Linked DNA regions of Homo sapiens: regions 2 and 3 are each linked to region 1. A link is a loop called in an ENCODE intact Hi-C map of the cell type or tissue named here. Cell type or tissue: OCI-LY7. All regions are shown on one strand. Region 1 holds the start of LOC107986709 (a long non-coding RNA gene). Region 2 overlaps AUTS2 (activator of transcription and developmental regulator AUTS2). Region 3 overlaps AUTS2 (activator of transcription and developmental regulator AUTS2).

What was found. Peaks named below come from ENCODE experiments on the same cell type or tissue, not always from the same donor. Only the 100,000 strongest peaks of a DNase experiment are listed, where the experiment ranks them.
Region 2: a loop joins it to region 1, with 9 times the contacts of the local background. A loop is called at or near these places in 3 of 110 quality-filtered maps.
Region 3: it touches region 1 in a loop (6-fold over the local background); 62 of 110 quality-filtered maps call a loop at or near these places.

Annotation. Positions count from the first base shown.
Region 1 is chr7:70,694,526-70,702,525 of GRCh38, reverse strand. It overlaps AUTS2 (activator of transcription and developmental regulator AUTS2), which reads right to left. Exons shown (of 19, transcript NM_015570.4): 6 at 3,906-3,957. LOC107986709 (a long non-coding RNA gene) reads left to right here and starts at 5,870. Exons shown (of 2, transcript XR_001744947.2): 1 at 5,870-5,997; 2 at 6,244-6,691. RefSeq lists an enhancer at 1,598-2,565 and silencers at 7,021-7,090, 7,251-7,380, 7,711-7,890, 7,991-8,000. In OCI-LY7, CTCF peaks have their summits at 3,887 and 4,102; DNase peaks (open chromatin) are centred at 1,745, 4,125, 6,605, 7,835 and 2 weaker places; H3K4me3 peaks cover 2,464 bases; H3K27ac peaks cover 1,135 bases.
Region 2 is chr7:70,233,427-70,241,426 of GRCh38, reverse strand. All of the region lies in intron 4 of AUTS2 (activator of transcription and developmental regulator AUTS2), which reads right to left. Among named protein-coding and RNA genes, the nearest start is that of AUTS2, 640 kb to the right of the region's middle. RefSeq lists enhancers at 2,790-2,869, 3,190-3,359, 3,380-3,489, 2,798-4,182. In OCI-LY7, no CTCF peak of the experiment used is centred here; a DNase peak (open chromatin) is centred at 3,106; H3K4me3 peaks cover 1,023 bases; H3K27ac peaks cover 1,893 bases.
Region 3 is chr7:70,036,334-70,044,333 of GRCh38, reverse strand. All of the region lies in intron 2 of AUTS2 (activator of transcription and developmental regulator AUTS2), which reads right to left. Among named protein-coding and RNA genes, the nearest start is that of AUTS2, 440 kb to the right of the region's middle. In OCI-LY7, CTCF peaks have their summits at 1,683 (motif pointing left), 2,973, 3,181 (motif pointing right), 7,566 and 1 weaker place; a DNase peak (open chromatin) is centred at 3,173.

The DNA.
Region 1 (8,000 bases):
GAGTACCCAGTTCTGCAATTTGAGACAAAGTTGAAGGAAAGAGAAGGGGTGAGAAAGTCACGGGGTAAAATACACCACTGTGCCCCTCTCACCGTCTATCTATGAGTTGTCTTGACTTGTCATCGTCTATCTGTGACTTGTCTTGGTTACGGGCTAAATCCTGGGAAGGAGGGCTCTGAACCAAGAAGGGAGAGCAATTCAGGGATTTTTCTCTTCCCCTAACCTAGACCACAGCCACATGCCAGGACTGGCATCCTATAAACAGAGGGCTCCACAGAACTCCTGACGCCTGACTAGTGTTGTCCTTCCTCCCAGACAGGCTTCCCTTCTTTTCTTTCCTCCTCAAGCAGCTCTGCTCTGGAGCAATCCAAGAGTTTTAGGAAAGATTCATTATCTTGGCAGGATAATTGTGTGCAGCAAAGAACTCATTTTCTGCACTTTTGTCTACAGACCAAACTGGTGACACCAGCAAGGATCTACAGTAGGCAAGAGAGGATAATAAATACTAGCCATGTTGAATAGACTGAAAGTTCCTTTATAGAATAAATACCCCAGAATTTGGGGTACAGGTCCTGTTGCTCCTATAGCATTTCAATCAACTAAATAGGGTTACTAAGTCTCTCTCTGTGCCTCTGTCTCAGTGGGAAAATTAATTTTTTCTTTGGCAGATGGTTGAATCACAAAGACAGAAGGATTCATAAAATTCACATGAACATCCTGTAAACATTTAAACACATAAAGATTAAATATGGCAACTATGACCTTGATTAAAGTTAAACTGTTTTTTTGTGTCTACAACGCTAAGCCCTGCTCAATGCCACACCCCTTTCGAAATGCTCAGTCCTCATTAGGCATGTTGTGTGTACATGCAAGCATGTGCTGTTTGATTAACTTGTTTTAAAGCAGGAAATAAAAGGCAGGAGAAGAAAACGACCATTCGGAACACCTAAACACAAAAATCTCTATGAAACTGGATGGCATCTATAACACAGGGAAAGTCAAAATAAAATCGATGAACAAACGTGATATAAAATATACTCACTGTATCCACTCTGTTTCAACCCCTGCCCCTTCCCAATTAATTGTTTTATCCCCACCAGAGATGTTGGCCCTGGAATAGGTTTTGTTATGATTGAAAATCTTGACCTAAAGAGGGTAAATGACTTATTCAAGCTCACAAGCTGACTGATGGGCCTCGAGCCACGGCCCCTGCTGCCTCTGCCTGAGCTTCATCTCCGCACTGTGCAGCCCAACATCAGGGCTGCGCCCCCCCAACCCCCACCACAATCAGCTTGTGAGATTAGCACTGCCCTCCCACGGTGAAATTTTATGGACCAAATCTGCCTGCCACCAGGCTCAGCAGCATAATCTCACCAGCAGCTTAAAGCCACACTCCTCTAAGGCCAGAATACTACCAGTCTCTTGAGAGGGAGAAGTGATGTGTAACTTAAACATCTGGAGGTGGAGGGATACACGTGTCAGCTCCCCTGCACTCTGGTTAGATTGTCCCATAAGCTGGGGCTTTGAAGATTTCCCCAGTTGTGTTTGTTACCTGGTGTAAATTTGCCCTTTCTTATGATGCTTTTTATTGCTCTTGGCTAAAGATACTGGACAAAGATAGGAGACCTGACTTTCAGGCAGGCAGGCCGCCTTGCAGGAAAACTTGAACTTGATGTGCATGAAGCTGACAGTTCCTTGAAGGCCTTGTCAGCCATTCATCCTGTAAACACTGCCACTACCCGGAGTAAAAACAGACCCAAAACCACAAGCCTATAAGGAGACTCTGCACCTGTCCTGAAGCAATTATTGACATTATCGCTACACAATGAATCCCTTTTTGAAGTTGTTTTCCTGATATTTAGCAGTTTGAATACTAATCCCCTTAACAAAACTGTCCCCGATGCTTTCCCCCTCCACACCCCCCTTAATCTCTTTCTCCCCAGGGAGGAAAGGGGGTGCGGGATACCAGTCAGTCTACTTTGCACCACCTGGATTCGCACTGATTCCGTCTCTTGTCATTCATGTTACCAACAGGAATTAGCATAAGGCATTAAGGGGAAACTCTGGAGGAGAAAAGAAAGGCCATTTTGATGGAAATAAGGGGCAAAGGAATAATCTGCCATCAACTAAAATGCTTATTTGTGTATGGTTTCCCAAGCAAAGCTTAGAAAAAGCCTATGTTGATTTTAGTGTACACAAAGAAACCTTAATCCTTTCAAGGCAACTAAATCACCCCTAGAAAAGCAGCTCAGAAGAAAGGCACCCTGTCAGGGGGAGGGCTATTCACAACCAAATAGATGCCACAAATCACACTCTGTAAGTAAACAAAAATAAGAATGTGGGAAACGTTTGATTGGAAAAGGAAAAAAAGGGGGGGAAAGAACCAGAGGGAAGAGGCAGAGGCGAGCTGTTCATCCGCCCTGAAGACAATCTTTCAGGGCAGTGGCGGCCAGAGTGCAGGTCTTGGAGCCAACTCTTATTCTAGGGCCTGATCCCAGAAAGGGGAAATACATTCCAAAGCTTTCAGTAGCAAATCAGCAGAAGACAGACACAGTCACATGTGGCAGAGGTCCTGGGGGGCTGCAGAAACGAAGAAGCCCTGCCTTTGGTGACCTGCCCTCTACCCCAGTCTCCCTCTCCCATCACCCTCCTTTCTCACAAGGAAACGCCAAGTGGTAGACAATTGTGCATTTTTACACACGAGTACTGTATGCTATGAATGGCACACATCTTCTTTTATTGGGCTTTTAGCATTATGGATAACACATTTATACAAACTTTCAGTCCATCAGAAAATATGATGAAATATAAAACTGGAATACTCCATTATGCAATAAAAAAAGATAAAATTCAATATGACAGTAATTCTGGGAGTAACGGCAATCACATACACCTCAAGGGAACTCTAAACATAATGTACTATTTAAAATTGCAATTGGTTCAAATTCTAAAATAATCTGGGAGCTCAAAATAACTGCACTTGGAAATGTCTTACTAACCAGCTAGCAAAAATGCTAGCCAAGGCAACTACAGAAGGCTGAAATGGTCTCAAATTTCACTTTGTGAAGGCCCAAGTCTGTTCAAGTGCTACCAAGTGTCGCCCATGTAACCCAGAAAGAGATTATCACAGAAAGCACATCTTTACTTAGCAATTATCATGCCAGCCCCTAAATCAGGCTCGACAGTGGAAAGGGGAAGATTAAATAGTTTATATGGTTTGTCCCTTTCAAATTACACACCTTTCAGAGCCAGTGATTACAGACTCCCCTAAATTTCCTTATTTCCAACGATACTGCTAACAAATGAAAGCTGCGCAGAAACCTACTGGCAATGATTTAAGGTTAGTTTTCCCTTAATGTACTGCTATATCATTAGCCTCTCTTACTCTAGATCGTGGTTTGGAAGAAATTAATGGGATAGTGCATATTTAAATTCTGCCCTCTCGCTCGTTTATTAACTTTACAGAAAGCCCACAGCAGAGTAAGGCTTGGTTTATGACCATAATACTGTGAATTCTAAACATCCATTGATTACTGGAGTCTGCAATGCACATCAGCTATTTATATTTCTCCTATTGCTGGGTAGTTGATAAGTAACAATAAAGTTCAGGCATTTTGAGAACTATTCTTCTCGAGTACAGCTTTCTATATTAAAGTCACATAGTAGTAGTGATTAGTCAAATCAGTTTAAATAGGGACTCAATGTATTCTTTTAAAATAAACTGGTTGTTAATGTTAATGCATCACAAAGTATGCAGACTTCCATCTCAAGCAAAAACATGAAACATCAACAGTAGCTTCAGAATTATAAGAGAAAGATCACTCTAGCTCTTCTTTCTTCCTAGGCAATGACAATGAAACTAACATAAAAATAAGCCATTACTCAGGAGAATGAATGGGTCTTACCTTTGTTTACAATAACAGTGTTGAAGAGTTTTTCAGAGCTGGCATCTGATGCCTGAAAAACAAGAAGGGGGAAAAAAGCATTATTATTGTCATTAATATTGTCATCACCATCAACATTCCCATTATTTTAAATCAGTTGACTACATTTTACGAAAGCCTAGCAGGGAAGCAGCAATGTCCCCAAATCATCCATAAGGTGGTGCTAGTTGACTGCTTGAGAGAGACCTGCAGTGCAGCTATTTGCTGGGGGGAAAAAAATCTGATTTTAAAAATGTGTCCTTATTAGACACATTATCTGTGCAAAACATATTTCTATGAGATGATACACAAAGCAATTCAGCTCATTCACATAATGATTTTGCAATTTCGTTGACAGATCATTATTTTGGAAATGTTATGTTTTTCGTGGTATTTGCAGACATGCCAATTTTTCAATTTTCTTTCACAAATCAGAAATGCCTATTATTTAATGCTAAGCTTTTCCTCACTAAAAAGTGTAAGCCAACACTGCCAGAAATTAATTTTTTTTTAAGATTCATCTGATGACTCCAAGATCCCTGTCCCTTGCAGTAACCAAACGACCTTGGTGTTCAAAAAGATGCAAGCCGGCCTGCCCCAAAATCCGACCACTATGCATGCCACCAGCATTATTTCCTTTCCATTTTCTAGAGAACATGTCTGCTAATTATTACAGTGGCTTGAGGAAGGTGAAATAAGCCTGTTTAAACAGTAAAACTAAAGCCAATTTAAATTATACACTAATGTTCTGGAAAATAAACATGGAAGTCGGTTTGAAGGAAAATGCTGTAATGTTTCAGCACTGAATATTTCTAGAACTTGAAAAAATAAAAATTAAGCATCTCCACTACATAACGTGAGGATATATCTGCATTTAAAGTTATAATGGCCAAGCTATATTTGTGCTGTTTTCACTACATAACCCTCATGAGAAATCACTCATCTTTCACACTTGATACACAGAGATGCATATTCTGAGAAAGCAAAAGCCTAGAATGTTGAATAAATATGGAAAAAGGAAATATAGGAAATGGGGGGGGGGAATTCTGAAGTGCAGCATATTTTGACTCTGGGGCTAGCTTTTAGGGACAAAGAGGATATTCAATTTAGTCTTTCCATGTAATACTGACAAAGATGAAATATTCCTGTGTACATCTGGGGGACATGTTCTAGTTCTCAATGCAAGTGATATAGAAAGACAAAATATTTGTATTAAGACTGTTTTTTGCTTTATTTTAATTCTAACATTACTTTTATGGGGGTGTCCATATGATTAACCAATCCAGAAACAATGAATGTATGTGCAAAACGAACATTGAAGTGCATACATTTATACATGCAGTTTAACATAAACCCTAGATAGATTTTTTCCTATTTTGCAGGAATAATGAAAAATACAGAGGGCCTTCCTGACATCTTAAACTATATATAACAGTACCTTTACATAAAAACAAACTGCCAAAAAAAAATGTTAATGGGAGAGAAACAAGTCATACCTAGATCAAGAATAGTGAGTTATAAAGCCAAAAATTGCATGATGATGCTACACTGAAATATTAAGTGAGATTTCTAGGACTGTGAGTTTCCCAGCTAAAAACTCGAGATATGTGTATTTTACCATCCTTTCATGAAAAAGTGTTTCTTAGAACGGGTTGGAATTCTTTTTGAATGTAAATTCATGTTAAATTCATGGCTTACAAAATTAATGAACTGATAGAAGGGGAAAAAAAAGCCTGTTTATTAAAGTGTTTTACCAAACTGACATAACCTTTGAAAATTCTGGGATTACCTATTAAAGTGACTCTAATTGGCCCCAAGAAATGTAAAAACAAATTACTGTCTCTGAATGCAAAAAGCATAAACAGGGAAAGTAAATGGTTCCTGACCAAGTTTTTATTTGCACTTAGTGTGTGTGTGTGTGTGTGTGTTCGAGTGAAAAGGACAGAAGCTGTGGGTGAACAGGCCTTTTGCTTCTGCCACCTTTGTCAGCTCCACATGGGATTCTCAGACAGACACTTACGTGATCCTCATGTCTGAACCAAACTTGAGGATGCCATTATTATGATGCCGATCAGTAAGTTATTAAGGAAGTAAGTCTGACCGGATATTCAGAGAGGCTTAGGAGTGTATCTTCGACTAAAAGCTTTCTAAGCCCTTACTTGGCTGATACAAGTCACAGGGCTGGACACCATGCCTCTTGCAACTGGGAAAGGGGGTGTCTCAGAAAGGCCTCCCCAGAAAAACACCCAAAAGATGACGACTGCAATGGGGCTCTGGCTGACCGTGAAAACATTCTGGATCCCTTCTCTCTCCTATCCAGGTGGTTACAACTGTGGCCGGCCACTGTCCTAACAAGTCAGAAGAGAGATTCTTTGCCAAAATCTTCAGGGGAAACGACACGAGTACCCTTTGCTTTTCCTCAACGAACTTTCCTTCTACTTAGGGTTTTAGGGCATTTGTACAAATGATTTGTTCCTTGGGTCTGAATCTTGGGGATGTTTATCATTTTCGTTGCTTTCAGAAAATAGTCTGCATTTCCTTCTATTACCTGGACCATTTTCCTGGCTTTTTAAAAAAAATTATTATTCAAATGGAAAAGCGGCGAGCCCAGAATGAGCCGACGAATTGAGCTCTTCCTTCTCTCGAACACGGGGGCACCTCTACCCGCTACAGACTTGAAGATTTTACTCACTTCCTTTCATCCCCTCGCTCGGTTTTGGAGGGTAGGGGCATGAAGTGGTTGAATCTAAAACTGACAGAAAACCAAAGCTCTCTTTTGGCTGCTTTTTATTTAAGGGAAGGGGGAATATGTTTTTTTGTTTTTTTGGATGTAAAAAAAATATTGCTAGAAGCCGTAGTTGGCGTTTAAAGGAAAGTTAAGTAAGTGAAACAGATTGGAGGCGGGAACGCGGAGAATAAGGAAAACTTATAAAAAGCCGTGCGTGCAGACGGGGTGGGACCCAGCGATTCCTGCTTCAGGCCCACCCTCACTCCCTTCGGACGCAGACCCCGGGGGCCGCCCTCCGCACCCGCACAGGCGAGAAGGGGGGCTTTCGAACAACAAAACAGAAACCTCCTGGAAACTTAAGCGCGAGTTCTTTCTCCCGCTGCCGAACCCGAGCCCAGATCTCCTTTCGCCTCCCTTGGCACCGGGTGCGGGCCGGGATCCCGACCTCCGCGCTGGGGAAGCGCGACCCCAGGAGCGGGCAGCGCCACGCTAGGGCCCCCAGCTCAAGCGGACGCAGGCCCCGGCCCCCTCCTCACATCGGAGCTTGGCGGCGAACGCCAGGCCCTCCCGGGCACGACCGCGCAGCTCCGGCCGAGCCCGGCCGGCCGAGGGAGGAAAGTACAAAGGCGGGCGACAGGGCCGCAGAGGGGGGAGGAAAGAAGGGAGGAGGGGTAGCGAAGGGGCGCTTGGGCGCGCCAGACGGGAGAAGCCCGCCCCTGCCACCCCTGCCCGCCGGCCCGGCCGCCGCAACAAAAGACCCCCGATCCGGCCGCCTCCCTTCCGACCGCGAGAGGTAGGCAAGCGAGCCGCGCCCCGGGGGCTTCATTACCTGGTTGCAAAGGGTTAAACGGTCCGGTCAGCCCCAAGTTCATGGTTTGGTTCTTTAGCAGGGCTCCCGAAGGGCGATCGTCAAAGACCAGGGGGGAAACCACCAAAACACACGAAGAGAAAACGCCCAACTCTCGACCCGGCTCTGTCCACAAGAGTCTCTGGGCTCCTTCCTCGCCAAAGTCCGAGAGCGGAGGCGCCGAACCAGATCCGAACCGGGCAACAGCTTCGGGGCGACCGAGAGCCGGCGCCGCGCGCACACATCCAGCGCGGCCGAGGCCCCGGGCGGCGGGAGGAGCGCGCCCGCCGAGATCGCCCGGCCCGCGCTCGCCACTGTCTCCCCGCCGCTCCTGCGGCGCGCGGGGCCGCGCTGGCGCGGCGGGGGCTAACAAGGCGCGTCCCGGGCCGGCCGGCGGGAGGGCGAGGCGGAGAAGAGCGGCCTGAGCCGCCGCCGCGGCGCGCGGAGCTAAGAGCGAGGCGGCGGCGGCGGCGACAGGACAAAGGAGACCATGTGCGGAGGG
Region 2 (8,000 bases), 460 kb after region 1:
ATAGCTACAGCATATGGGGCTAAAATTAAAATCTTTTATATTGACTCCTCTTAGATAAGGCATAGAGTGAGTTTTAAAACAAAGGCAAGTATGTAATGTTAAGGCAATGAATTTCCTTAAAGAAAATCAAAACGATTTGTGTTATTTTTCCCATTATACACTCTTACCCTATTATTGTGGCCTGGAATCTTAGGTACAAATCATAATGAATATGACAAATGTGTACCACAGGGAACCAATGTTGATAATGATATCATTTGGGATAGAGGAGTCTATGTCTCAATCAGATTTCAGGCAGGACCATGAATCCGCTTTGTAATTAAGACCTAGAGGAGGCCAAAAAGCTGACTGGGAAGGCTTCCCAATTGCTCAAGCTTCATAAGACACCACTGACTTCATGGATTCTCCAGCACTTGGGGATGGAGTTCCTTGTTAGATATGTCCAAACAACAAGGACCTAATCTTGGAGTCAGACCACCTTACTGTTGTTATTCAAAACCCGAAGTGGATACAGTCCTGGAGTTGCTTTCTTCTAAGCATAAGATTTGATTTCTGACTTGTGGTGGTGAGTGAAAAGGAAATATAAATTGGAAATCATTTCATTGAAACTTTTTTACTATAAACACTTTGTAGGCTTAAACTAAAAGAAAACTGTAATCTCCCATAAACCCATGAATTAAAGGAGGATGCTGTGTTTTCTATGCATACAGACATTTATTTTCTTAAATTACCATATTGCACATGCTATATTAAACTAGAGGATCACATGTTCAATGCCAAAAATGGCATGCAAGCCTTGAGCAGACCAACTGAATAAAGGGCTAGAGATGGGGACACAAAGGGCCAAAACCAACATAAAGAAGAATGGTTTCTGGAAAGATGTTAGTAATACTAGACCGGAGTCAGGAGGGAGCATAGCAAGAGTCCCTAGGCCTCACTCTGTATTTAATTCATTCCTTCTGCCCTTAAGATTATAAGTGTACTACCATCATTTACCCAGCTCCTTCCATATGCCAGGCACTTTACAAAATCCCCATGAAAACCACATATGTATTATCAAACACCATTTTACAATCAAGAAAACTCAGACTCAAAGAGTTGAGAAACTCTTAAGAGTGGTTCAGGGAATATTCACAACCAGATGTGTCTGACATCAAAGTCAAAGCTACTAGTTACCAGGTTACATCAATTGTAGCCAGGGCTCTGAAAGAGGCACCATATTGAACCCAGCTGTGTTGCATTAAATCTCCTTCTATAGCCTACCACCTGTGCTCCTTGGCTACCGGGGCTGGGAGATTCTGGTTGCTAGGCTCATTGCTTAGTAGGAATGTCACGCTAGCCAGCTCAGGCAACCTCTAAGAACTACACCAGTCCCCAGTCATATCTCCTCCTTATTCTGCACTCACATCTCTGATTATAATATTCAGTGAGTCACTGATCCCATCTGGCCCAATGATTCCTTACCTACCGTTACTTAAACCACAGGACCTCTAAATATTCATGTGCTTATGCCGTACTTTCCCGATCGGCAATAGGAGTGGGACTCAATTTTCTTAGTATCTCCTCCATTCTTATGTACATTGCCTTACAGAGAGTAGGTGTGCAATAAATGCAATTAATTTTTCAAGAATTCCAAGTGGTATGATTCATGGAATGAACCTTACCACCTCTCCTTAAAAATTAGGTTGCAGGGGCCGGGTATGGTGGCTCACGCCTGTAATCCCAACACTTTGGGAGTCCCAGGTGGGCAGATCACCTGAGGTCAGGAGTTCAAGACCAGCCTGGCCAACATGGGGAAACCCTGTCTCTACTAAAAATACAAAATTAGCCAGGCATGGTGGTGGGTGCCTGTAATTTCAGCTACTCAGGAGGCTTAGGCAGGAGAATCCCTTGAACTCCGGAGGTAGAGGTTGCAGTGAGCCAAGATCGCACCATTGCACTCCAGCCTGGGCAAAAAGAGGGAAACTCTGTCTCAAAAACAAAACAAAAAAAATTAGGTTGCAGGGCTGGCTCTGCATGAATTCATATGGTAGGGGAGGAGAAAGGTAGAAGGGGTTAAAAATTAATCAATTAATTCTGATTTTCTAAACTAAAGAAAAGAACTGAAAAATCATCTTCTCAAAAGACATATGATGGGCCAGAGTAGGTAGTAGGGCCTGGGAAAGGAAGCAGCCAGAGAGACCTGATGTGGCCTGCCCCAAGACATGGGGGCTGGAGAAGATACTGGGGAGGCAGAGGGTTTGTAAAACATTTTTGTAAATTTTGTAGTTCATAAAATTATGGAGGAGAGGCTCTGATTGTTTAGGGATAAATCAGGAGCCCAGAAGAAGGAAAAGTGGAGGAGTCTGATGATTAAAGGACATCAAATAGTATCTGCTCAACGAAACTATCTGCTCAGGCATCTCTATTACATCGGTAACTGCCTCCCTCCTGCCAAGTTACCTCACAACCAATAAGAGCTCTATTGCTCAAAGCAAATACTTAATTAGGGAGTTCTACTAATTGATAAACTGACATCTGTCTGATCAGGCCTATAACCACACACAAACAAGTGCATGTACACACACACACACAAACACACATACACAGAAACACATCTCTCTGATGATGAGTGCACGCATATCTTGTTTCTCTGGAGCTCAGAAGTAATATAAATAAGGTGGGGGATTGTAAGAGAAAAGCTAAGAAGAGGAGGAAAATGACAATTTGTATTTACTAATAACATGCAATAAATCTTAGTCCTCCTACAGTTAAAAAAAAAACACTAATAATAAACTCAGAGGGGGTACTGTCTATAGGCAAGGAGGAGACATAAAATGTAAAGCATGATACAGTGGTGCTCAAAGTAGCCTGCTGAAAGCATCTGACTCCTTGGACAGGAAAGGGAGACTGGTGAGATCTAGAGAACTCTTAAAGTTAGAGAGAGGACTTGCTAAGCTAAAAGAGGAAAGTAAATAAGAAGGGAGGGAGCAGGCAGTCCACGATCTAAGAGGGGCAGCCACATGACAGATGCACAGGGCAGTAGAGGAAATGACAGCATTAGTGTTGGTCCTGTCAAAAGGCCTTGCCGGCAAAGCTAAAGCGGACAGCACTAAAATCCCCTCTGCTCACTAGGCCTGCTGGAGACATAATGAAACACAATACTGTTGGGGGTGGCCCCTGGGTAACATTTTCACTTCTACATTCCATTTTCAGTTTAGGTCGAGATTTTTAAGAAGACAGCAAGCAGCACTCGAGTCCCAGGTGACAAGATCTGCTCAGATTTAGTCTTTGAATGTTGCAAATTAAATTCCCTCATCAGGCCTCTAATCACTCTTACCAGATGGGGCTTGTGCTCAATTTTGGATCCACAGGAAATTTAATGGTTATTGTTTCTGTTTAAATAGGAGATTATTGCATTTTAATAAGTTCTCTTTGGGACTTGCAGCAACAATAGAGCACTATGAATTACTGTAGATAGCTGTTACTGCATGCTGGGGAAAAATCAAGTTACTAAGTGTGACAAGTTGCTTTTTCTTCCCTTCCAGCAATCGCTCCGAGTGTATTTACCACCAAATTAAGTATGTGCCGAGGGGATAATATTTTTATCCTGCCGAGGGGGAGAAGGAGCTTGTCTGTGGATTTTCATTAAAATGACACATCTGTTCAGCAATTTCACAAAGTAATTCTGCTGAAAGTTTTATCAGCTAATTTTAATTATTCACTCCAGTGGGTTGAATACAGGATTCATCATGTTGAATTAATACATTTGACGGGAATTTCACAAAGAGGGGGAGAAAAAGCAATCAACAAATTGAATTGTCATGCATTATGGATTAAATTGAGATTCTTTAATTAGGATAAGCCTGAGATTTGGTATTTTGAAGGTATTAGAAAGCTTAGCAATACAGTGGTAAAGATTAAGAAAATGCAATTAAATATTACACTTTGGACACAGCCAGGATATCATATGAGTAGAAGAGTCCTTTTTAGCAGAATGGTTAATAGTGTCAGTTTCTAGAATTGCTCAGTGGTGGAACTGCGGCCATGCCAATGAGAGACAGCTGCTGTTTGTTTACCACAGATGAATTAAAGGTAATTGTATTTTAAAAGACTGGAAGCTGACTCTCTTTAAACTACAATGAGATAATTGTGGCAGTGACAATGAACAAATAACTAGGAGATGCAAGGTTCAAGTTCTGGCCCTGCCATCACTACTTACATATGAGACTTTGAAAAATGCAATATTTTTTATTGAGCACCTATTACATGGAGACACTGTATTAGACAAGCAGGAATCAACAGTGAACAAGAAAGTCCCCTGCCCAAGGGAGGTCTAGAGTCTAGTGCAAGACTCCTCTCTGAGGGCTCAGTCTTTGTATCTAAATAACAAAGGGGCTGGATCTGATGAGTGTGCAAAGTCTGTTCCACATCTGACATTCTACACAAATTGCAATAAATAATTGTATTGAGCTTACTTTACGAAGGCAGTAAGTGGTAAGCAGGGAGATTAAACAGAGTAGTACAGAGAACACCAAGTAACAATTATTATTCTAGAGGCCCCCTCTCCCATGCATGCTGGCTTGGGTGATGAGTCTACATACACAGCATCCATAATGCTTTCTGCCAAAGTGGGATGGCAATGAGGGGGAAGGAGCACCATGTGTACTGGACAGAGAAAATAACAACGAGGAGTGGAATGCATTAAAAAGTGCATCAGGTGAGCCCCTAGCACTTGCCAAAAATTGTTTAGACTTGTAAAACTAAACAGAAGCTAAAAGTGGAAAAAGAAACAATTTTCACTGAAGATATCAAATACTTGCTGACAGAGGGGATACAGCTACCAGTCTGTGGGAAATAGTCTGAGATCCATTTCGGCTTTAGTTCCTAAATCGGCAATATACACATACAGATGAAGACCATGAACATTATAAGAGGAAGAAAAAGTACTTTTTATTGAGAAGACAGTATTAACCTAGCTTATCAAAAAGGTTGAAAATTGCTTTTTAGTTCCCCCCAAAATGTTCATTCACTCCATTTCCACCTGGCACAGTAGGTCACATATACTCACCAATGAAACTGTACATGCCATCACACTAGAAGAATCACAAATACTGTACTATCTCATTAGAGATATAAACAAATGAAATTATATTTTTGAATACCCAAAAGAAAACAACAAAACTATAAATTAAATTCATGGCTAATATGCCCATGTTTTAAAATTTTCTAGAAATTTTTCTAGTCATCTGTGTTCATTCATTCATTCAATAATACTTACTGAGTTTCGCTATGTACCACACACCACTCTGGATACTGGGGAGAAAGTGGTGAGTATGGCACATACCTCACTTTCAGGGACCTGACATTCTAGTCTGGGTTGGTGGTGAAGAATATAAAATGTTATATCGAATAGTGATAAGTGCTAAGAAAATACAGGGTCAAGGTAAAGAATAGTGAATAATATGAGTACAGTTTTACAGAGGGTGGTCAAAGAGGGCCCCTGTGAAGACAGGACATCTGAGTAGATGGGAGCCCAAGGTGGGCGGACCACGAGGTCAGGAGTTCGAGACAAGCCTGGCCAACACAGTGAAATCACGTCCCCCGTCTCTACTAAAAACACAAAAAATTAGCCCGGCATGGTGGTGGGTGCCCGTACTCCCAGCTACATGGTGGGCTGAGGCAGGAGAATCACTTGAACCTGGGAGGCAGAGGTTGGAGTGAGCCGAAATCATACCATTGCACTCCAGCCCAGGCAACAGTGTGAGACTCTGTCTCAAAAAAAAAAAGAAAAGAAAAGAAAAAAGAAAAACACAGGGGTGGAAGATAGGTATCCTGCTTTCATATCTATCAAGAGAAGCAGAGCATCCACCTAAAAACAGATAGTACGTATTTTAGTTATTACGTGATAATAAAGGTAGTATAGGAAAGAAAACAGTGTTGCAGCCTATAAGCCCCTCCCGGCTGGTGACACAACCAACATGCACACAATAAGCTTAAAACAACTTTAGGTTGGGTGGGGTGGCTCACACTTGTAATCTCAGCACTTTGGAAGGACAAGGCTGGAGGATCACTTGAGGCCCGGAGTTCAAGACCAGCCTGGGCAATATAGTCAGATCCTGTCTCCACACATTTTTTTTTTTTTAATTAGCCATGGGTGGTAGCATGTGACTACAGTCCCAGCTAATCAGGAGGCTGAAGCAGAAGGACCACTTGAGCCCAGGAGTTCCAGGTTACAGTGAGCTATGATCTTGCCAACACACTCTAGGCTGGGTGAGACAGTGAGACTCCATCTCTAAAATAAGAATTATAAAAATAATAGCTTCATATGTCAACACATTCACCAATGCTGAGGCCGATTTCCTCCAAATCATTTTAGTATATTAAACCGTTATAATACATGGATTTTGAGGAAAGTCCTTCAATTATTAACAGTAGCTAGTGAATCTTTTATGTGAATATTTTCGCAACCATGAGGAGAGAACACCAAGCTTTTGCTTCCCCACCACTGCTCCACTGGAATAAGCCCATCTCATTAAGGACATTACCTGCCCTGCCATAGGACGGTGAGCAGCTTCCAGCCTCTGCCTCTGTTTTTCCCAAATTACTCGGTGAAGATCAATATTCCAGGTGTGAAGATCCCAGGACAAGCAGTAAAGATGTGAAGAGGTTTCCATTCACGGGATTCAACGTTTAGGCCTCCATTAGCACAACAACATTCAAAGGACCACCACCCAAATAGCCCAATACAAATAGCCAAATACAAATTGGGGTGTGGGCTGTTGAATCAGAGGTCCAGGTTACAAGCTCAGTTTAAGGAGATAGGAGGAGTTTATCTTTAAAGGGGGAAAGAGACCAAAAGAGGCTCAGTCTCCTCATCTGTAAACCAAGGATAAAAATACCACAGAGCCGTTAAGACAGCAACTGAGAAAATACACATAAAAACAACTGGCATAGCACCTGGTACACACATAAACATGCAATAAATGTTTGCAATTATTACTATTTGGTAGAGGAATGAAAAAGTGTAAAAGGAAACATATCTCACAGGGGAAAAGAAAATACTGAGAGAAGAGTTGAGAAACTTTTCATAAGGAAGTGAAGAGAAACGTGAATGACAATCAATGAACGCCAGTTCTAAAAAAATTAAATAATCCCAAGACCTAAAAAATCTTGGCATATGCTTTATCCCATTTAGTATCCATACTGGGGTCTAAATAAATATGATATAATACATTAATATATTAATATATGTTAGTTACCATATAATAATGATCAAAGTATCAGAAAAGCACAGCCTATGAGAAGCGCAAATATCTATGGCTTCTGATCCACAAATATGACTTAAATGCCCACAGCTTGGTTAGAATTCATACCAATAAAACCATGACATCACAAGATGGTATTCAGGTGTGATGACTTCAGCCATGAGCTTTGTTTTCTCTTTTAGTTTGATCACTTCAAAAGCACATACATCCTCCACATGATCAACCTTTGGACAATGATCTCACTCTGTATGACAATCAGGAAAGGTGAAATTGCAGACACTGAGCAAATTTAACCCTTGCGGTAAAGCCAGTATAGGGCTGTAACGCCACTTATTTCATGCCCGATTTATTTCAAGCCTTCTGCATCTTGGGCATCTCTTTACCAGCAATGGGAAATTCCGCTTTGGTGATTCTTATGGTCTTCTCTCCATAGTCTAAAACCTGATTAGGACCCTACGGGGATAATGTTAGCATCAAAAAAGAAGAAAAGAAAGTCCACCAAAAATTAGACGCTGTTTGACTGTGTGAAAGTAGAGATGAAAGGTATACTGTGTTAATGGAAAAATATACATCAGATAAAAGCCAAGGGATTAAGTTAAATTTGACAAATGTATCTGCCCGCAATTCCATTTCTAAACGCAGCAGACCTGGAGTCATAGTCACAATTATGTGAGGTCCATTAAGCAATTCCTTTCCCTCCCATTCTCCTTGTGTCTTTCACAACTACTGTTATCCATCAGAAATCTCGACAAT
Region 3 (8,000 bases), 660 kb after region 1:
AACACAGCAAAGAATTATAGCACATAAACTGAGGTTACATAAACACTGTAATAAAATTCAGGGCTTGATTTATGGAAGCAGCCTGTCTCATGCTTACTTCTACAGAGAGCTGTGGCTCAGCCTGGAGGACCTGCACCTGGAAACCAGCACACCAGTCCCAACACCTCTCCAGCGGCAGGAGGAGGGGCTGTGCTGGGAGCTGTTGTGCCTTCCAGTCAATGGCCTGTGGATGGGCATGAGAGGAAAGGAGGGAGGGCTGGCTAAAAACACCACACGCCAATACTCCTTCTTTTAAAGATGGAAATAATGAGATTTCACTTATGCACTCATAGCTCCAGTCTAGAGAGGGCTCTCCACCCCTACTCCCACCCTTCAACTCATATCACCACCAAGAGAATACATAGAGCAGTGAAATGCAAAGGGGAGGCCGGGCCCAGTGGCTCACGCCTGTAATCCCAGCACTTTGGGAGGCTGAGATGGGCGGATCACCTGAGATCGGGAGTCCGAGAGCAGCCTGACCAACATAGAGAAACCCTGTCTCTACTGAAAATACAAAATTAGACGCACGTGGTGGCGCATGTCTGTAATCCCAGCTACTCGGGAGGCTGAGGCAGGAGAATTGCTTGAACTCAGGAGGTGGAGGTTGTGGTAAGCCAAGATTGCGCCATTGCACTCCAGCCTGGGCAACAAGAGTGAAACACTGACCAAAAATAAAAAAAAAAAAAAAAGGAAGGAAGGAAGGAAGGAAGGAAGGAAGGAAGGAAGGAAGGAAGGAAGGAAGGAAGGGAGGGAAGGAGGCAAGGAGGGAGGGAGAGAAGGAAATGCAAACGGGAGAGAGCATTTAGTACCAAATCCAATGCATTCAGAAAATGAAGGAGCTTCAAAATTTGCAAAGAAAACATTGTCTGTTCTTCATAAAATATAATTGTAAAAGGAGAAGCAGCCTTATGAAATCTGTGTCATAATTATGTCCAACGTTTCTGTATTATTCAAGGGAGAGGAGGGGAGGGGAGGGCAAAGCTCACAGAGATAAGTCTTACAATATGACCCTGGCATTTTTATTAAATAAAGCTAATTCTATCTTCCAAAAGGATGTTTTATTGTTATGTGCAGCAAAGAGGCGAGCTTGGCTATGGACCTGCCCCATTTATGCATAATGACATCAGAGGTCATTGATAATTTCCTTCCAAGTCAGCCTTGGGAATAGTCAGGAAAGGTTCTTTAAATTTTATTTTTGCAAGTTAATTTGATAAATCTATAGTTCAACAGACTGTCATGAAACATTTTAAGCTCTGCAAGGTTTTTTTTTTTTTTTTAGTGAGTGTGCCCTTCTGCTTATAGCTCTACTTTTACATATAAAATAATTCCAAAATGTGTCAGATAATTAGACTGGGCCGTGAGAATGCTGAAATCATATTGTTGCAATATGTCTCCAAGCAAAATACTGGCTGAACTCTATAAGAAGCATGTAGGTTTCTATCAGCTGGTTTATTAGGCTCACCTCACAGCAAATGTGCAACTGGAAAGAACCACAAGACCTCAAATAAACAGCTTCATGTCTGAGTCAGTGACCTTTTACAAGCATTCATAAAGACTTCATGCAGAATAGAGAGGTGTCACTGGTGACCCTGGGCTAAAACAGATTCTCCCGAAGAAAGTTCCAGAATAAGATTGTGAAATAGAACTAAACAGTGCCATCTGGTGCAAGAAAAACAGGGAAAAATATTAGCTATAGGACGACGAGGCAGTGCCTTACTTTAAACCTCTATTCATACTAGAACTTGCTTTACTTTTTTTCAGAGAAAGGTTCCAGTATTTAATGCACAATTTTTTTACACATTTAAAATAATGAGGAAAAAATTGGAAACAGTATTACTAAGTTTTCCATCAACCTAAACCATCAGCAATTAAGCTACACAAACTTAAAAACCATTATCACTCCTGGCTCCAGTTTTGATAGGCTCTGCCTCATCTGTTTCAACAGGAACCTTGAAAATCTCATTATCAATTTTTTTATCCTTTGAATTCCTCTTTAGTTTAGCAAACTATTTCAATATGTATCTCCTCTATTCCTCTTTTCCTCCAAGAAATAATGCTGTTCAAGTAAGATTGTTCTAATAATTATAATTTATGCTCAATTTTTTTTTGGGGGGTGGGTGGGGGTGCAGATTGGCTTCTTGCAATGTGTAATGCTTTACTGAAAACTTATTATCTAGGCATTCCAGTAACTCTTACCCACTTTCCAATAACACACACAATGAAATGAATGAATGAATGAAACAGCAACTCCACCAACAACTTACAAGGAGGCCATTAAGTTAATTTTAATAAGCCATTTCTAACAGAAAATTACAACTCTGATAATTCCATAAATACTTTATAATCCAGTTATTTGGAGAATCCAATAAAATTTTCCAGGTTACCAAAATTGATAATAGTTTATAAGAAAACAAAATAAAACTAGCAAAAAAAGATAATAAAACTGGGGTATCTGGGAATGAAAATATTACCTTCACTGTTATCATATTCAAAGACAAGTTTTCTAGATTCCTTTACAAAATAATTATCCATTCCCCAAGCTATTTCTGATTATAGAATCACAGAATCTTAGGGGCAGAAAAGGCTCAGATAAGATTTTAAACCCAGAAGGTAATAAATCAACTTCATTGTTTTAAAAAAGGCAAACACATATACATACATACCCAAGAGTGTCTGCTTTTATTTTTCCTCCCATAATGGAAGTAAATGATGCAATAAATCCTTTGAGTATACAGATAAGCTAAGATGAAACATCCCTTGCTGGCAGGCTTTGTGCTTCAAGTCTTATACTGTGAATTACTATCAATGAAACTACTGGAATTCATGTGAATTTCACAGTTCATTCTTATCATTAGTACAGAGAGGGAGAGAAATTTGTAAGCATGGGGATGAAACAGGGATCCTAATGAAAACACATAATCAAGTCTATATTCCACTAGTTCAGGATAACTAGAGACATATTGTAAAATGAATTGAATGCATGGTAAAGAAGAACAAAAATACTAAAATTAGTATATTTTATGGATAATATTTTTTTAAGAGAGTATGAAGTTTTTGTATTCCCTTTTCCACAAACTCCTTGCATTTAAAAGCCACATAGGAAGTTTTCCTCTTCAGTAGCCTGTAGATGGTGCTACTAAACTGTTTTTCTTTTGCCTGAAAATTCTTGCAGTTTTATCACTAGAGGAAGCTAATTTATATTATTTCACTCCTTGTAAAGTTTGGAAGGGTGTGTGGGAATTACCCTATTTTCTCATTGGTCACTCTATACTTACACATGGATCACTTTCTTAGAAAATGGATGTGTTAAAGAAATCCCATGTAAACTTAATGTTTACAATCAAGTTAGTATAGATATCTACTGGATGAAATAATTGTTGAGGTATAAAAAGCCATGGGGACCAACCCATCTTGTGTATCTCCACTTCCAGACACAGACATTTAACAGCTGAGCAAAGAATTAATCCAGAGCACAGAAATGGCGCCCCAGGGTAACCTGCAGTGGCTTCAGGACCTTTAACCTCCATTAGAGAGTATCCACCCCACCAATCCCACCAGTTTGCCCAACAAAGCAAATCATGTCCACACAGCATGCCATGTTGTTGTCCTAAGTCTTTCTGCAGAGAATACAGCCAGAGAGGTTCCTGGGTGGTCCCACGGTCACAAAGCTCCTTGGTGGCAGAAGGAATTAGATCTTAGCTGTACCACCAAGCCAACATGCCCTAATAGGCCAGTGAAACCTCCCTGTAAAAACATGCAATTCCTTTGTAAAATGGCTATTACTTAAAGATATATGTTTTGAACATCATATACTGCATTTCAGTAAAGCAAACTGTATCTGTAGTATATTAATTTAAACATCGTCTTCTTAGTATGATTTACTTGTGCTCCAAAGCAGTAAGACCACTTTTTAAAATTAATACTTTTTTCAGAGCAGTTTTAGGTTCATAGAAAAACTGGGCAGAAAGTACAGAGTTCCCATGTACTTCCTGTCCCTACACATGGACAATCTCCCTATCAGCATTCCCCACAGGACTGGTACATAGTTACAATGGATGAGTCTAGACTGACACATCATTATCACAACTTTCATAGTTTACATTAGGGTTTACTCTTGGTGCTGTACATTCTATGGGTTTGGTCGTACGTAAAATTATATGTACCCACTGTAATACAGAGTCACTGCCCTAAAAATCCTCTCCACTCTGCCTATCCATTCCTCCCTCTCCCCAACTCCTAGCAACCACTGATCATTTTTTCTGTCTCCATAATTTTGTCTTTTCATAAAGTTGGATGTTTGTTTCTCTGCAGCCTCATGCTCCCCACTGCCTAAATTTAAATAGGTTCTACTGTGAGCTCCTTGAGAGAAGAGATGATGTTTGAATGAATGTATGTTTCTCTGTACCCAGCAAGACTGGATTTAGTACTTAGCATGCACTGAATGAAAATCAGTAAATTATTATGCTGAATTAGGTCAAATCAATACCTCAAATAATCAATTATCCCTCGTATCACTGTCATGTGAAATATACAACAAATTAATTTGAACGTTTTTAAACCACAGGACATTTTTACCAGTAAGAACTGGGAAAAATCTCGTTAAATAATTTTACTATTAAGAACCATGGCCCAAGCGCAGTAGCTCAGGCCGGGTGCAATGATTCACACCTGTAATCCCAGCAATTTGGAAGGCCAAGGCAGGGATCACCTGAGGTCAGGAGTTGGAGACCAGCCTGGCCAACATGGCAAAACCCCATCTCTACTAAAAATACAAAAATTAGTCAGGCGCCTGTAATCCCAGCTACTAGGGAGGCTGAGGCAGGAGAACTGCTGGAACCCAGGGGGCAGAGGTTGCAGTGAGCCAAGATCGCGCCACTGCACTTGAGCCTGGGCAACAGAGCAAGACTGCATCTTGGGGAGAAAAAACAACAACAACAACAACAAAAACCCAAACTGAACCATGATCAGAAGACCTTAATCTGAAGAACCGGTAGTGAATTGTAAAAATTTGTTTCAGTATTTGCTTTTAGAATATGGATCCCCTTTGTAATTAAGCCCCATTATAACTAAGTTAAATAAAGGTGATCTAAACAATGCTGACAATAGGTAAAATTCGTGGGTTGCTTACCAGGCAGGAGTCACTGTGCTGGGGACTTTTCATATATATTATTACCAATTTTTACAATAATTGTAAGGTTTGTGGGTCTTATAACTCCTCTTGAAAAATAAGAAACCTGGCCAGGTGTGGTGACTCACACCTGTAATCCCAGCATTTTGGGAGGCCAAGGCAGGTGGATCACCTGAGGCCACAAGCTCGAGACCAGCCTGACCAACACAGTGAAACTCCGTCTCTACTAAAAATACAAAAACTAGCCGGGCATGATGGTGGGCACCTGTAGTCCCAGTTACCTGGGAGGCTGAGACAGGAGAATTGTTTGAACCCGGGAGGCAGAGGTTACCGTGAGCTGAGATCGCACTCCAGCGCGACAGGGTGAGACTCCGTTTCAAAAATAATAATAATAATAATTAGAAACCCAGGGCTCAGGAAAGTGATGCCACTTTCCCAAACTCACATGGCTTTTTAAGAGATGGAGCTTGAATTGGGTCTATTTCATAGCAAAGCCAGTGGTTTGAGCTCTCTACTGTGTAAACTCCTAAACCAAGGCCATTTATGATAAATGGTGGCAGGATTTTTATTATAAACATGTACCCATGCAAATTTCCTATAACTCTGAGATATATTCTTCTACATTTAAACAATAAAAATAATCTATTTTTAAAAGCCTAATTTGCGTAGTTAGGTAAGAGTGTTTAATGAGAGGGTATAAGGTATAAATCACCAGTCAACGTTTCTCTGCCTATGACCAGTTATGCCCAGCTCAAGAGATCCAGTTTTGAAACCGTGTGGGCAGCAACTCTTATGGATGTGTTTATCAAAGTTTTACAGTTCTCTCTTTGGAAACCCAGAAAGTTATCAGAAAATAAAATATACTCTATTCCCTCCTTCATTTGTAAACAATGTAAATGCTGGAAGGATGTGATGAAGAAAGTTCCCAGGTACTTTGAAATGCTTGGTTTCCAAGTTGAAGGGAGGCTATGCTGCAAGTAAGCTCCACATTGCTGCCAGAGCCTACGGGTTCTCAACACTACCTCCACTCTCCCTCACCGCAGTCCATTTCCACACTCACCTGTCAAAACCACTCTGTCAATGCCATTGGTCAGGACATATCCTTCTCTACCCACTGCCTCATTCCTGCTTTCCTAGTTTCATCTCTCACTACTCTTTCACTTGGCTCTTGTGTAAATGAAATCAAGGTGGAAAGGGCGGGGGGCGGGGTATCAAAGGATATTTATAGGTTAAGTTCTCGAAAGCAGAAGTCATACTTTATATATTTTTAATACCTAACATTTATTAGGTGCTTAATATCTGCCAGGTTTTATACTCAACATTTTACATGTAATATATTATTTAATCCTATAATAACAACAAGAAGTGGACGCTACTATCATCATTACACAGATGAGAAAACTGAGACATGTCCAGGAAGTGGCAGAGCAGGGTACAGACCCATACAGTCTAACTCAATTACCGTATTTTTAGTCATCACATAAAAATGCCTCCAGATGTTCTCAATTTGGGCTAAAAGAAGAGTAGTGAGTATCCAGCTCACAATTTGTAAAAGAACAGAGCATTATAACTACCAAAAAATTATATAAAAAATTTTTAATTGTCCACATTTTAAAATATTTTTAAATAAAATTATTAATACATTTTATTGTGGATATTTAAGGTGTACAACATGATGTTGTTATCAGGTACATATATATAGTAAAAGGTTACTATAGGAAAACAAGTGAACATATCCATGATCTCACAGTTACTTACTTTTCCTGCCTGTGGCAAGAGCAGCTATAACCTACTCACTCAGCAAAAATCCTGAATACAGTACATTGTGATTCACTATAGTCCTCATGTTGTACAGATATTCAGACTTCTTCATCCTATATATCTGCTACTTTGTATCCATTGACTCAAATCTCCACATTTCCTTCCTCCAAACCCAATCCTAGTAACCACTGTTTTATTCTCTCTCTGTATTTTTATCCTATTTTTTAGATTCTACATATGTGAAATCATGCAATTTTTTTTTCATGTCTGACTTATTTTACTTAGCATAATGTCCTCCAGGCTCACCCACGTTGTGGCAGATGGCAGGAGTTCCTCCTTGTGAAAAGCTGCATAATATTCCATTATAGATTGTATAAATATAATTATTTTTTTAAAACACCTGTCAAATATTTACCAGGACTGAGTTCAAAATGACCTTCCAAAGGTACATGGCTTGTTTACAGAATTAGATTACAGTTTTACAAGGAAAGAACCTGTTGCCTTTTGCATCCTTTGTCCCTCTACATCCCCACCAAATGGCAAGAAAGTGTTACTTACAATGAACACTCTTGGTAGGTGATTTAACTGATTGGCAAAAGAATTAGCTCAGTGCCTGCACAGCCAGTGACATCAGTTTTGGTGTCTTCGGAATTCCTGCTGGCAGAGGCCTTCTCTTTTAACTCTTCTGTAATTCCTAGCCCTCCAGAGCCACAGACCCACAGGCCCAAGGCACATCTGCTATCTGAAGGTCTCTGGATAGCTGTTATTTCTGCTCTTACAGCATTTCAAGGACCAAAGGACTGTGGAGAAGAAGAGGTGAGCAAATGCAGTGAAGAAGCAGCTAGAATCCCAGTGGGGCAGAGAGAGGAGAAACAAGGTGGGAAACTAGGAAACCAAGGCTTCTCCTATGATAGAAACAATATTAAACCACGGGACAGCCCCTACCCAGCCTAAAAGAGTATTCACTTTAGGTGTAATACACTATTCTGTGTTAAGATTAATGTAAAACAAAACTGTACTTTCTAAAAGAGATCAGCTTTTAATTGTTCTAGCCAAGTCAAGTATGATTCCC